Linked DNA regions of Homo sapiens: region 2 is linked to region 1. A link is a contact called in ENCODE Hi-C or POLR2A ChIA-PET data. All regions are on one chromosome and are shown on one strand. Each heading gives the region's core, a stretch centred on a gene start or an enhancer-like site at or near the end of the contact. The rest is flanking DNA. Distances are from core to core; before and after follow the strand shown. Region 1 holds the start of SOX9-AS1 (SOX9 antisense RNA 1). Region 2 has its middle 84 kb from the start of ROCR.

The links. A loop is a pair of places that touch in the nucleus more often than their neighbours do. ChIA-PET counts read pairs that join two places held with the same protein, here RNA polymerase II (POLR2A). Pooled maps may share reads with other maps.
Region 2: a loop to region 1 is called in a pooled map of right lobe of liver, with 2.1 times the contacts of the local background. The contact joins the enhancer-like site here to the promoter of SOX9-AS1 in region 1. A Hi-C loop is called at or near these places in 11 of 168 maps with a recorded cell type or tissue (CD4-positive, alpha-beta memory T cell, Caco-2, HepG2 and 8 more), 22 of 37 single-sample maps with no recorded cell type and 17 of 50 pooled maps. POLR2A ChIA-PET finds 5 or more read pairs at or near these places in 1 of 52 experiments (WTC11).

Annotation. Positions count from the first base shown.
Region 1 is chr17:72,112,785-72,118,863 of GRCh38, reverse strand. It overlaps SOX9-AS1 (SOX9 antisense RNA 1), which reads left to right and starts at 2,848. Exons shown (of 7, transcript NR_103738.1): 1 at 2,848-3,010; 2 at 4,464-4,658. RefSeq lists an enhancer at 547-1,168.
Region 2 is chr17:71,939,230-71,945,308 of GRCh38, reverse strand. No RefSeq gene overlaps it. Among named protein-coding and RNA genes, the nearest start is that of ROCR, 84 kb to the left of the region's middle. Within about 2 kb of position 2,453, at least 2 of the 41 ENCODE cell types and tissues checked have a DNase peak (open chromatin) inside an H3K27ac peak, as active enhancers do.

The DNA of each region.
Region 1 (6,079 bases), core at 1,599-4,098:
ATTTTTGAATTTTACATCTTCCTGAAAACTTATGAACAGGCGACTTAAAAATGGACTGCAGTTTTCATCTGTATCCAGAGGGGGCGCCAAAAGCCCAGAAACTGTTTCCAACTCCGAGAACCAGGGAAAACTTGGATGGTGGTGGCTGGGGGTGGTGTGTTCCAGTCAATCTGGACTGCTTTGCTGCTGAGATTTATATTTGCAGGAATTCCTACGCGATATTCCCTCCTGTGCGGATCCACCTCTGCGCAGCTCAGTGAGGGAACTTGTGTCTGTAGAGATCCGGGTGAAAAAAGAGCACTTGAGATGCCAGCCGTTCTATTCTGCGCAGAATTTGGGGACTGAGGCCAGGAGAAGGCCCCTATCCCCCAGGTGCCAAGCGTTGCCACCGTCAGGCCAAGTCTAGCGCGTGGCATTGTCAGCTCGCGAGTGGATCGGTCCTGCATTTCTGCAGGGGCCTCCTGGTGTCCACTCCCCTTTCCCCATTCAGGGGCTCCATTCGCTTCGTTGTGTCTTTCTCAGGTCGCCCCGACCCCTCCTCCCTGACCTGGGAAGACGCGCGCAGTCCCCGACCAGAGGACCTCAGACACAGGTAGAAGGAAAGGAACCCGCTCCTGATGTTCAGGTTACAGATCTGGAAACTAAGGCTGTTGACCCAGTGTTGGCTAGAGCATTTTGCCAGGGGCGAAAGGAGCCAGGGTCCTCCATCTGATGCGGTGAGGGAGGGAAAGGGCGCAGGTCACGAGGCAGGAGACGGAGGGCGCTTCTCCGTGTTCGGGACGTGCTTTCGGATACCCGCTCTTGAGCAAGCGCCGCGAGGTCTGCCGCCGGGAGCGGAGACACAGAGGTGCGAGTGGCTCCCCAGGGAAGCCCTCGGGAAACCGAGGTCTGGGATCTCCCCCTTTCCCCCTCTTGCACGTCCCGGACCGGCGCCGGGCTCAATTTCCCCAGCGGGGGCCGCCAATCTCTCCTCCGCGTCTACGCGGGAGCTGAGACCGGAGCCCAGAGTTGCTGGCGCAGGGCGAGTTTCTCGCAAACACTCAGTGCTCAGGATGGGGGTGAGGGATGCGAGCTGATGGGGTTCCTTTTACCTGGCGAATTAAGGACCACAACCTCCCTATCCAAACTTCCTTAGCAAAAGTGGGGACGGTGTTTAAATCCGTTTTCGGTAGGGACGCTTTTCTGTCCCTAGGGAAAGTTTGGTGGGGTGAGCAGCGGCGTCCCCCAAATATCTCAGCCCCGGACAATGTTCTCATTAGAGGTGATGGGAGAAGGGGTTACCCCTTGTCTATTCCAGTTCCCCAGGCCGGGTCCCTTGCAGGTAGAAGACTCCTATCCCTGGAGGGACAGGTCCCCGTGTCGCGGGCTCCCAGCCGCTCCTGTAATTAGTACATTTCGCTGGGCTTGGAGAGTGTTTATCGTCCGCTCTTCACGCCGGACACGAGTTTCTTGTGGAAGGGAGCGGCCGGTAAGCCCGTCTCTGGACTGGCGCTGGGCTGGACAGCAACAGCTAAGGGGAAAAGGAAAGTACCAGATAGCGTCGTAGGTGCGCAATAAATATCTGTTGACTGATCGAATAGATGTCACCTGTGGACGTGTTGCCCGAGTGAGTGCATGTCCCATCACAGCCGCCAGACCTCCCAGCGACAGTTGCGAACACGCGATGCTTGTGCATTCCTGCGTGTGTATTTCTCCCCACACGGGAGCCCGACTTTGGGAAGTTGACCGGCATGTGCCACTCAGGGCTGTGGAATCCCGACTCCGCTAAAACTGCAGACCAAGAGGCCCGTTTCAGTTTTCTTCCCTTTCCTGTTTTCGAAAAAAAGAAAGATGAGGTGGACGGGAGGTGTCGGGTGAGGGGGCGCGAACCTCCAATCTGCCCTGGTGACCTGGCCGGGTCTGGGGGCGTCGGGCGGCTGTAACACAGCAGGGCGCCCCGGGGGTACGGACCGGAGCCCAAGTCAGAGACCAGACCAGCTGGCTTGTCGTGGAGCTGCGGAGCCGATCAGGGAAAAAGGAGGGGTGGGAGTGGAAGGCCCCAGTCCCAAAGGGACAGCGCTCCCAAAGGGAGCGTGCTCTTTTTTCATTCTGGGTTTTGCGAAAATATCTGTCCTTAGCTGTGGCACCGGGGAGCCGCGCGTCATGCGGCTTCCCTCAACTCATCCCTAGAACGCCCTGCGGAAAATTTCCTAGGCCATCTCTTCCCCCTAACGCCCACTCCCACTATTTTAAAAAGTCTTTCAGGCATTTTTAGCTGAAGGTGATTTTGCCTTGGTGATTTAAAAGTAAAGATACAGTAAGCGCTCAACGCAGTGGTGCCTCCTTTGCGACATACTCGGCCGGGGCCACTTCGGCCCCAAGAGCTTCCTCCGCACGAGCAACTGCTCCTCCCCTTCGATCACCTTTCAGTTTAGGTCTATGCAGTCTCAGGTACCGACCAAAGAGGGCTGAGATTCTCAGGATGGTTTTGTGGGGTTTCCCTAGGGGAGGGCAGGCTCAATGGCGATGATTGCATCTCAGCCTGGAGGGATTCTAACCAGCGCTTCCCTCTAAGAGATCCCATTGGGTGGGTGATTATTCCGGATCTTAATCAGAGAAAGTGTCCCCATCAAGCCACGGAAATAGAGGACATGCTTGTAAGGTGCAATTTCGAAGGTAACGGTCAGAGTTAAAGACCAATTATCCTGTCTTCCCTGCGATCCTTTCCGTCTCAACAGGACCCGGGAAGTCCCGGGCAGAGCGCATCTCCCTGGCTCCTGCAAGCTACGGCTTCACCCAGCTTCGTGTTGGGCTCCGTTTTGGTTTTGGAGCGGCGTGAGGGAGTCTCGGGGGCTGGGTCGACTGCCACTGGCCTGAGCTCCGGACTCCGGGGACAGCGCGTCCTGTCCCGAGGGCCTCCCGCCCCCCGGGAAGGCCAAGGTCATGAGGTCAAACCCCAACTTTTGGGCTTCCGCGAGAGTAAAGCCCCCGGATGGTCCTCGGAGCTGTGACGTCACAAAAAGTGCTTGGGGTAGGCGGACCCACGGCTTTGTTAAACAGCCCAGGGGCTTCGGGGAGGAGTGGGGGCCCAAAGCAACTCAGGGACCCGTTGAGCTTCCTGCTTTGTCATTGTTTATTTCAAATTAATTTCATGATGCCTGTCGCTGACTGCAAAGGCTGCAGGAGAGACAGGCTGCCCTCGGGGTCTCTCCCAGCCTAGATAGGCAGACCAGGGATTTTTGAGAAAGCAGAGATTTTTGGTTTTCTTTCTTTCTTTCTTTTGTTTCTCTCTGTGCCATCTTTCTCCCAAGGCCCTTTCTCTCACTGATGTAAAAGGAAGAAGTGGAATAGTAAATGTCTTCTTTTTCTGTCTTCAGCCTTTTGTTTTCCGGATGGGTTGTGAAATTTGGACTGGCCTAGGAGAGGGGACAGTATTCCCCTTCCAAATCATTAAGACCCGGAAAATATAACAGTGTTCCTGTCACTATCTTTTGGATCACATGTGTTTACCCCCACGAGAAAGGGCAGGTTGATTTCTTCCACAGAGTTCTAGGACTGGAACCTGTTACTTTTTCTTCCCTAGTTTCCAGGTTGGCTAAAATGTGAGGGAATCCTGACAGAACACAGACAGAAGGCATCAACTGTATTACAGAAACTGGTCCCCTTTGGGGTCCCCCTAAAGCTCGCAAACTGTTAGCTTTGGTTGGCAAAAGAAGACTTTTTGTCTCATCTGCCTTAATATCCACAGGCAAAGCAGAGACAGATAAACAGTTACTAGTATAATTTAGGGGTAGGGTCACTATAGATTCAAGTATATGGGCATTTAATCTTTCCCCTAAATACTCATTTTCTTGGAGCAGTGGAGACATCTCATAGGTTGAGATGTTTTCCTCAGCAGCCAGGAGAAAAGGTGGTGTCTAACCCTGACGGAGGGGTTGATACTGTACCTGGAAGGTATGCTTTCTACCGTATGATTGGACAGAAAGGCAGAGTAGGTTTGCTCAGATATTCCACCCAGGCGTTCACCCCATCCCCACGCCTCCAGGGTCCACTTCTCCCCAGGGACCTGGCTCTAGAGTTTTCCTAGGGAGCTCCCAGTAGAGCATTAGTTTGAACCCCAACTATATTAAATATATGCTGTATCATGGGCGGCAAAGCAGGCTGTTGCGGGTGCTTGCAAATTTGCAAAGTATGGACGAACACGAGGCTGGGCAGGGATGGGGGGAATGGGGTGGCTACATCTAAATCTTTCTAGGACTCCAGATGACAGAGTAGAGTTCTGGGTAGAGGAAGTACAACGTGGTGGAGACACCATGTCCTTTCCATCCTGTCTTTCCCTGTCACTTGTCATGTCTCTCCCATTTAGCCCAACGTCAAATCATTCTGATTTTTGAATAAATCAATTCAGTGAATATTGCCTGAGGGCTGACAATGTGCCTAAACTTCTGAAGGAGACAAGATTTCATCTCTGCTGTTGTCTCCAGGTCTGGTTTCCCGCAGAATCCAGCCTCTGTCCACGTGAACTCTGCTCTGTCCTCTGGGCTCATAATGTTCTGAGACTCTTGCTGCCTCTTTCATGGATTCCCCTTCTATTTCCCTGAGACGACTCACAGGTCACAGAAAGCTGCCTCCCATCCTTGCGGCTCCATCAAGGTGCTTTGGAGGCAGGTAAAGCGCAGGTAAGGAGTGGCACCCCAAGCTCCTGGCTTGGTGGCAGACTCAGTCCCATCTCTTTCCTCTTGGCCCCAGGAGCCCTGCTGATGCTGTGTTGCCCTTTGACTGGGCCATCTTCTTTCTCCGCCCTCGCCCCTTCTTGGTCCAAGCCCAGAAATGCCTTGTAGTGTGTGGTACGCTTCACTCTCTCTTTGGGGGACATCTGCCAACCAGCACAGTGGTGATGACAGTTTCCAGATGATTTTCCAGGAGCAAAGAAATGTTCTGGGGGAGGAGAGAGTGGCATTGGCCAAACACTGAGTGGGCTGAACATTGTGGTTCCGGAAGAGGCCCAGGGAGGTGGAGTTTCATGAGGCTCAAAGATTTCTTTTTCCTCTTTAGATTCTGCCTAAAGCAAAAGTCACTAATTGCTTTGTATTTTCCTGGCACTTAAATGGTTCTCTGGTTTCTGACTCTCCTCCAGGAACTTAGGTTTTAGGAAAGCAGGGCTTCAGGGTGATATCAGTGGGGACATTTGCCTCTAAGCTCACCTTCCTCAGCTCAGCTAGGCCCAAGGCCTACTTCAGCCAACTCTTGGGTTATTATAGGATCCTCAGCCAAGTGGACTGCACAGTCTGGGCAGAGGATAGAATACAAACTCACCTATTCCCTTCTCCTGTCTCTGGGATTTGCCACTCCAACTTCACTTCTGCTCGAAGCATTTTGATATTTAGTCAGGCAAACCAGGAAGTGCTAGTGAAGTTGTTTTGGAGACTTAAGAATGGGTTCAGGCCAGGCGCGGTGGCTCACGCCCATATTACCAGCACTTTGGGAGCCCGAGGGGGACAAATCACTTGTGGTCAGGAGTTCGAGACCAGCCTGGCCATCGTGGTGAAACCTGGTCTCTACTAAACATACAAAAATTAGCCAGGCGTGGTGGCACATGCCTGTAATCCCAGCTACTCGGGAGGCTGAGGTAGGAGAATTGCTTGAACCCGGGAGGCAGAGATTGCAGTGAGCTAAGGTTGTGCCATTGCACTCCAGCCTGGGCGAGAGAGTGAGACTCTGTCTCAAAATAAATAAATAAATAAATAAATAAATAAATAAATAAATAAATTAAAATAAAATAAAAGAATGGGTTCAGAGAAAAGAATTCAGTTCTCTCTTGATTCTGAAAAATCTTGGATTTATATGCTATACCTCATCTTCACTTTTCTTTTTCATATACTAGGAAGGCTTTCTTTCAGTCCTTTCTTATAACTCTCCTTTTCAGGGAAAGCTGTCTCTCCCAGATAAAAGCTGCCCGCACCTATCTTACCTTGGGAAAGATGTGAGGCTTATTCAGACTATGGAGTAAATGACTACTAAGGCTTCATATGTTCTCAGTCTAAGAGGCAGTGAGACTTAAATAAGGGGTAGAGATCTAGTTTAAATGCTAACCCCTCTG
Region 2 (6,079 bases), core at 1,204-3,703, 170 kb after region 1:
AGGATGGTGGCTGTCTTCTCACAGCTCCACTAGGCGGTGCCCCAGTAGGGACTCTGGGGACTTCTACCCCACATTTCCCTTTCACACTTCCCTAGCAGAGGTTCTTCATGAGAGCCCTGCCCCTGCAGCAAACTTCTGCCTGGACATCCAGGCGTTTCTGTACATCTTCTGAAATCTAGGTGGAAGTCCCCAAACCTCAGTTCTTGACTTCTGCACACTCACAGGCTAAGCACCACATGGAAGCTGCCAAGGCTTGAGGCTTGTACCCTCTGAAGCCATGGCCCAAGTTCTATGTTGGCCCCTTTCAGCCATGGCTGGAGTGGCTGGGATGCAGGACACCAAGTCCTTAGACTGCACACAGCCTGGGGACCCTGGGCCTGGCCAACGAAACGACTTTTTCCTCCTAGGCCTCCAGGCCTGTGATGGGAGGGGCTGCTGTGAAGACCTCTGATATCCCTGGAGACATTTTCCCCATTGTGTTGGGGATGAACATTTGGCTCCTCGTTACTTATGCAAATTCCTGCAGCTGGTTTGAATTTCTCCTCAGAAAATGGGATTTTATTTTCTATAGCATTGTCAGGGTGCAAATTTTCCAAACTTTTATGATTTGCTTCCCTTATAAAACTTAATTCTTTTACCAGCACCCAAGTCACCTCTTGAATGCTTTGCTGCTTAGAAATTTTTTTCTGCCAGATACCCTAAATCATCTCTCTCAAGTTCAAAGTTCCACAAATCTCTAAGGCAGGGACAAAATGCCACCAGTCTCCTTGCTAAAGCATAATAAGAGTCATCTTTGCTCCAGTTCCCAACAAGTTCCTCATCTCCATCTGAGACCACCTCAGCCTGGAACTTACTGTTCATATCACTATCAGCATTTTTGTCAAAGTCATTGAGCAAATCTCTAGGAGATTTCAAACTTTCCCAAATTTTCCTGTCTTTGAGCCCTCCAAACTGTTCCAACCTCTGCCTGTTACCCAGTTCCAAAGTCGCCTCCACATTTTTGGGTATCTTTTCAACAACACCCCACTGTACTGGTACCAATTTACTGTATTAGTCAATTTTCATGCTGCTGATAAAGACATACCTGAGACTGTGAAATGTACAAAATAAAGAAGTTTAATTGGACTTACAGTTCCATGTGGCTTGGGAAGCCCCACAATCATGGCAGAAGGGAAAGAACAAGTCATATCTTACACAGATGGCAAAAGGCAAAGAGAGAGAGCTTGTGCAGGGAAACTGCTCCTTGTATAACCATCAGATCTTGTGAGACTTATTTACTATTATGAGATCAGCATGGGAAAGACCAGCCCCCATGATTCAATTACCTCCCACCGGGTCCCTCCCACAACATGTGGGAATTCCAGATGAGATTTGGGTGGGCACACAGCGAAACCATATCACCATCTCTATATAAAAACAAAACGCCACAACTCTCTTTTATCTAAATTTATGTTCTGCTCCCTTATTCTAGCACTCATCTTCCTGTCCCAGAAGTCCTCTTTTAACTCTTGCCTGGAGATATTGATGAGGTCCTAGAATGCCTTTAGCGTATAGTCCTTTTCCTCCCTCAGCAGGTTCAGTACATCTCTGGCTGGGTTGTGCTGTGACTCTACCCTAGTTATTAACCCACTAACCAGGACAGGAGGGGGGAACAGATCCTGAATATTACACATGCTGTCTTGCAGGAAAAAGGCCTGGGAATTGCATTTAAGCAAGGGAAGGCATTAGCCCATTGGGAAGAGTGAACAACTTCTTCAAGTTCAAAGGGTTCAGGGGAACCTGGGCATCCAAGATTTGTGAGTATCATCAACCCAGATGTCCTCATCTTATGAGTTGAGGCCCCATTCTTTCCAACAGGGGCTGGGGCCATGGCCTTGGCATAGCCACTCTGACTTGGTTGGGAATTAACCGTCTTTGGCCTGGTGTTCTGCTTTCTTTACCTTCTTCTAGAGAGAATGAGAGCATCTTTTGATGTGACCAAGGAAGTCCTCTGGTTTTCCCACTTAGCTTTGAATTGCTGATTCATCACACTCAGTTTTTGTTGTTGTTGTTGTTGTTTTCTGGAGTGTCAGTCAAGTAGAGCAATGGCCACCCAATTCTACTGTCCTATGGTTGTCCCTTTTTAAAGGCCTCATACATTGCATTGGCTGGCATAGTCCCTTCCACCGCTACACCACCCCAGTCCACCAGTGGTGAAAGTTCAAAAATCGCTCTGCTCCATGTGCCAGGGCTACCTGTGCTTCACCTGTCACCAGTGAAGGGGTCCTCACTGCCAGTTGGGTGAAAGGGGATCAAGTTCCAAAGTCTCATCTTAGTGTCTGCTATCTCAGCCCATTCTTGGCACCAGTTGTCACTGGCTGAGTTCCTTGGGAAGCAGACTCCAAGACAGAGATCAGAGTGCAGGACAGGCATGACAGAGAGCTCCTGGGATCAGCATCTTGTGACCAAAAGGGGAAGTGAGGACGACTGGGCAGAAGGAAATGCTGGGCTGCAATGCAGAAGTAACCGCAGGAAGCTCTGGAGCTAGAATTGCCATCTGAATTGTCCAGGGCTAGTGGGGAGGAGGTTGGGCCTTTGAACTTCATGTTGATGAGTTGCCGGTATGAGCTGCTTTGGGAGAAGGCACAACCTTCAGTGAGGCAGCTTTCTCCAGTGGGGGCACTTCTGGAAGAAGGCTGACAGCTGAGGTCCATCCCAGCACAAACTGCAACTGAAGAAATCAAGTTTCCATTCCTGAAGGGAGGTCTGAACGGCACATCACAGCGTCCACTTCAGATAATTCTGAGGAATTACTGGCATATTTCATTTGTTAATAAAAATCTAAACAGAGAGCCACAGCGTCCACTTCAGATAATTCTGAGGAATTACTGGCATATTTCATTTGTTAATAAAAATCTAAACAGAGAGCCACAGCGTCCACTTCAGATAATTCTGAGGAATTACTGGCATATTGCATTTGTTAATAAAAGTCTAAACAGAGAGCCTCAGTGAGCCTGTAATTTGGACTGTGACAGGCCCAATCAGCAGTGAACACTGCCCTGGAGAGGAAAGAAGCCTTTTGAGCAAAAGGGTCAGTTGACAGAGCATGGAAAAAGGACACAGGACATGGAAAAAGTTTTATAAATCAAACAAAGGGAGAGGAGGTGTGGAGAGGAGGTGTGGAGAGGAGGCGGGAATGAGGGTGTGTGTGTGAGGGTGGGTGGGGGAATGTAGCCTACAAACCACTATAAAGAAATCTTTTTTACAGCAGCCCCAGGAAACTTATTGAGACCTCATAAAATAAAGAGAACCAAGGAAACAACACCCAATGCTAAGTGTCTCTTTCGCTGTTTTACAGACTGGAGTAGGATTTTATGAGCTATTTGACTTTCCCTTTGGATGCCTCTTTAGGAGAAGTTCCTGGTTCTTTAGCCAGTTATTTTAACTTTTGGCCAGGGAGTGAGAAGGCTTCAAAATAGGATAATAACCATTTAGGCTTTCTGGTAACATTCTTCAGTTGTTGACCACAGCAGGCACTTAATTAGCCCACGTGGAATATTTGAATTTGCCAACATGAGACTTCTATTCCTAGGTCCCCTTGGATAGGAAGATAAAGTCCAGTGGCTATGGGAATATGACTTTGAGGGGCTCCCTCCATTCTTTCAGTGAGATCCAGCACTAAAGAGCTTTGCTTACAGACAAGTCAGCAGACTATATTTACAAGCTTCCTAGATGCTGAACCAGCCTCAAGATGGGAAGTGAAGTTGTAAGCTCTAAGAACTTAAAATCCTCCTCTTTCAAAATGATTTGGCCATCAGAATTGGCTTATTCTATTTGGCCAGGCAAGGAGGAAAAGAGAAACCCACTTCCTTTCTCTATCTACACAAAGAAAGAAAGCAATGGTGTTTTCATGAGAAATTCTTTAGTTTGTTCTAAAGTGATCCAAGGCATAAAGGTCTCTAGTTTAAAAAATTTGAGGGTCATTTTGATCTTCATTGTACTTCCTCTGTTGTTTAACAATTTCTGGCCAGGCATGGTGGCTCACACCTGTAATCCCAGCACTTTGGGAGGCCGAGGTAGGCGGATCATGAGGTCAGGAGTTCGAGACCAGCCTGACCAACATGGTGAAACCCAGTCTCTACTAAAAATACAAAAATTAGCCAGGCATGGTGTTGCGTGCCTGTAATCCCAGCTACTCAGGAGGCTGAGGCAGGAGAATTGCTTGAACCTAGGAGGCAGAGGGAGCAGTGAGCCAAGATTACGCCATTGCACTCCAGCCTGGGCGACAGAGCAAGACTCTGTCTCAAAACAAACAAACAAACAAACAAACAAACAAATAAACAGAATTTCCAAAGCACATGGGTCACCAATACTCTTTTTTTTCTTTTTTTTTTGAGACAGAGTCTCACTCTGTCGCCCAGGCTGGAGTGCAGTGGCGTGCTCTCGGCTCACTGCAACCTTTGCCTCCAGGTTCGAGTGATTCTCCTGCCTCAGCCTCCCGAGTAGCTGGGATTACAGGCACATGTCACCGTGTCTGGCTAATTTTTGTACTTTTAGTAGAGACAGAGTTTCACCATGTTGGTCACGCTGGTCTCAAACTCCTGACCTCGTGATCCGCCTGCCTTGGCCTTCCAAAGTGCTGGGACTGATACTCTTAGATAATGGTTTTGCCATTAAAAACATCAAGCAAGTGTGGCACATTAGCACTTCAAAGGGTAAATGAATCCTAGACCTAGTTTTGGGCCCTCACATTAATTCATTTTCCCCACTTAGATAGAATTCTCTGTTCATGGTCACAGATAAAGGAATCCATATAACTCTCACCTCTGTTCATCAAGATATCACACAATTTCCTAGATCAAAAACTGATCTCAATCCCTTTTTCACCCAGAGATATTCTGAGTTTATTCCTAGCTTCAGGAATATAATATTTCCGTGACCCTGGGCAAACAGGACTTGACAGTAGCTAAAATGTCTAGGACATTTTTAATGACATTCAAAGGGCTCTGTTATCACTTGCCAAAAGGGCCTATGGAAAGATTCTATTCTCATCATTTAACTTTTCCTTTTTAGTTTAGAGATAGGGTCTCAATATGTTGCCCAAGCTGGTCTCTAACTTCTGGTCTCAAGTGATTCTCCTGCCTCAGCCTCCTGCCCAACATTTAACTCTTCTAGCCTCACTTCTCTACATCACTTCCTAACTTGGACCAATGCCTTTTTCACTATAAACACCACAAGATTTTTTTTTTTTGGTGCAGATCAAGTGATTTTTATGTTAGGTGGATGCTAACATAAGTTATCATTTTATTACCACTCCAATCACTTGATTTGGCCCTGGGTTTTGAATTGCAAAACATAAGTTTAATTCGAAAAAAAAAAAAAAAAAGAAGCCTTTCTTTTAAAAAAAAAAAGTCAATGAAATCTCCATGCTCAATGTGATTTTATTACACTCTTCAATGGCTTTGTACCATCAAGCATGAAATCGATTGTATGTCCAATTCTGTATGTTTCTCTGCTCTGCTTGCTACAAGGTCTTGGGCTGCTCAGAACTGAAAGCTACAAGGAGACGGTATTTGTGTAACTTTCTCTGGATAAGATCATTTACACACTGATTTTTGGAAGAATATATTTGTTTTAAAAAAGATTTATTTATCACATGCTTTTTATGTTTATTTTTAAAATCCATTGTATATGTGATTTGGGTTCAAACCTTTAGGGGAAAAAAGCCATTCTAAACAATTATATTTAATTAAAAACACACAAAGAGATCACAAAGGATGACAAAGTTGGAGAGGACCTTGGGTATTATTTAATTTTTTTTTTTCTTGGAGAGGTAAAGCAACCAAGAGCTGTTAAGAGGTATTAAGACCAAGCAACTGTTGAGTAGCAAAACTTTAGGTGGAAACTTTGCCTGTCTTATTCACTGCTATATTCCTAACCTGTAGAGAAGCAGTTGTCAGCTGGGGCCATTCTGCCCTGTTGAGGGACATTTGGCAGGGTCTGGAGACATTTTTGGTTGTTACATAGGAGAATGGGGGATAGAAGTGCTACCGGCACCTAGAGGCCAGGGATGCTGCCGAAAACCCTCCATCGCACAGGA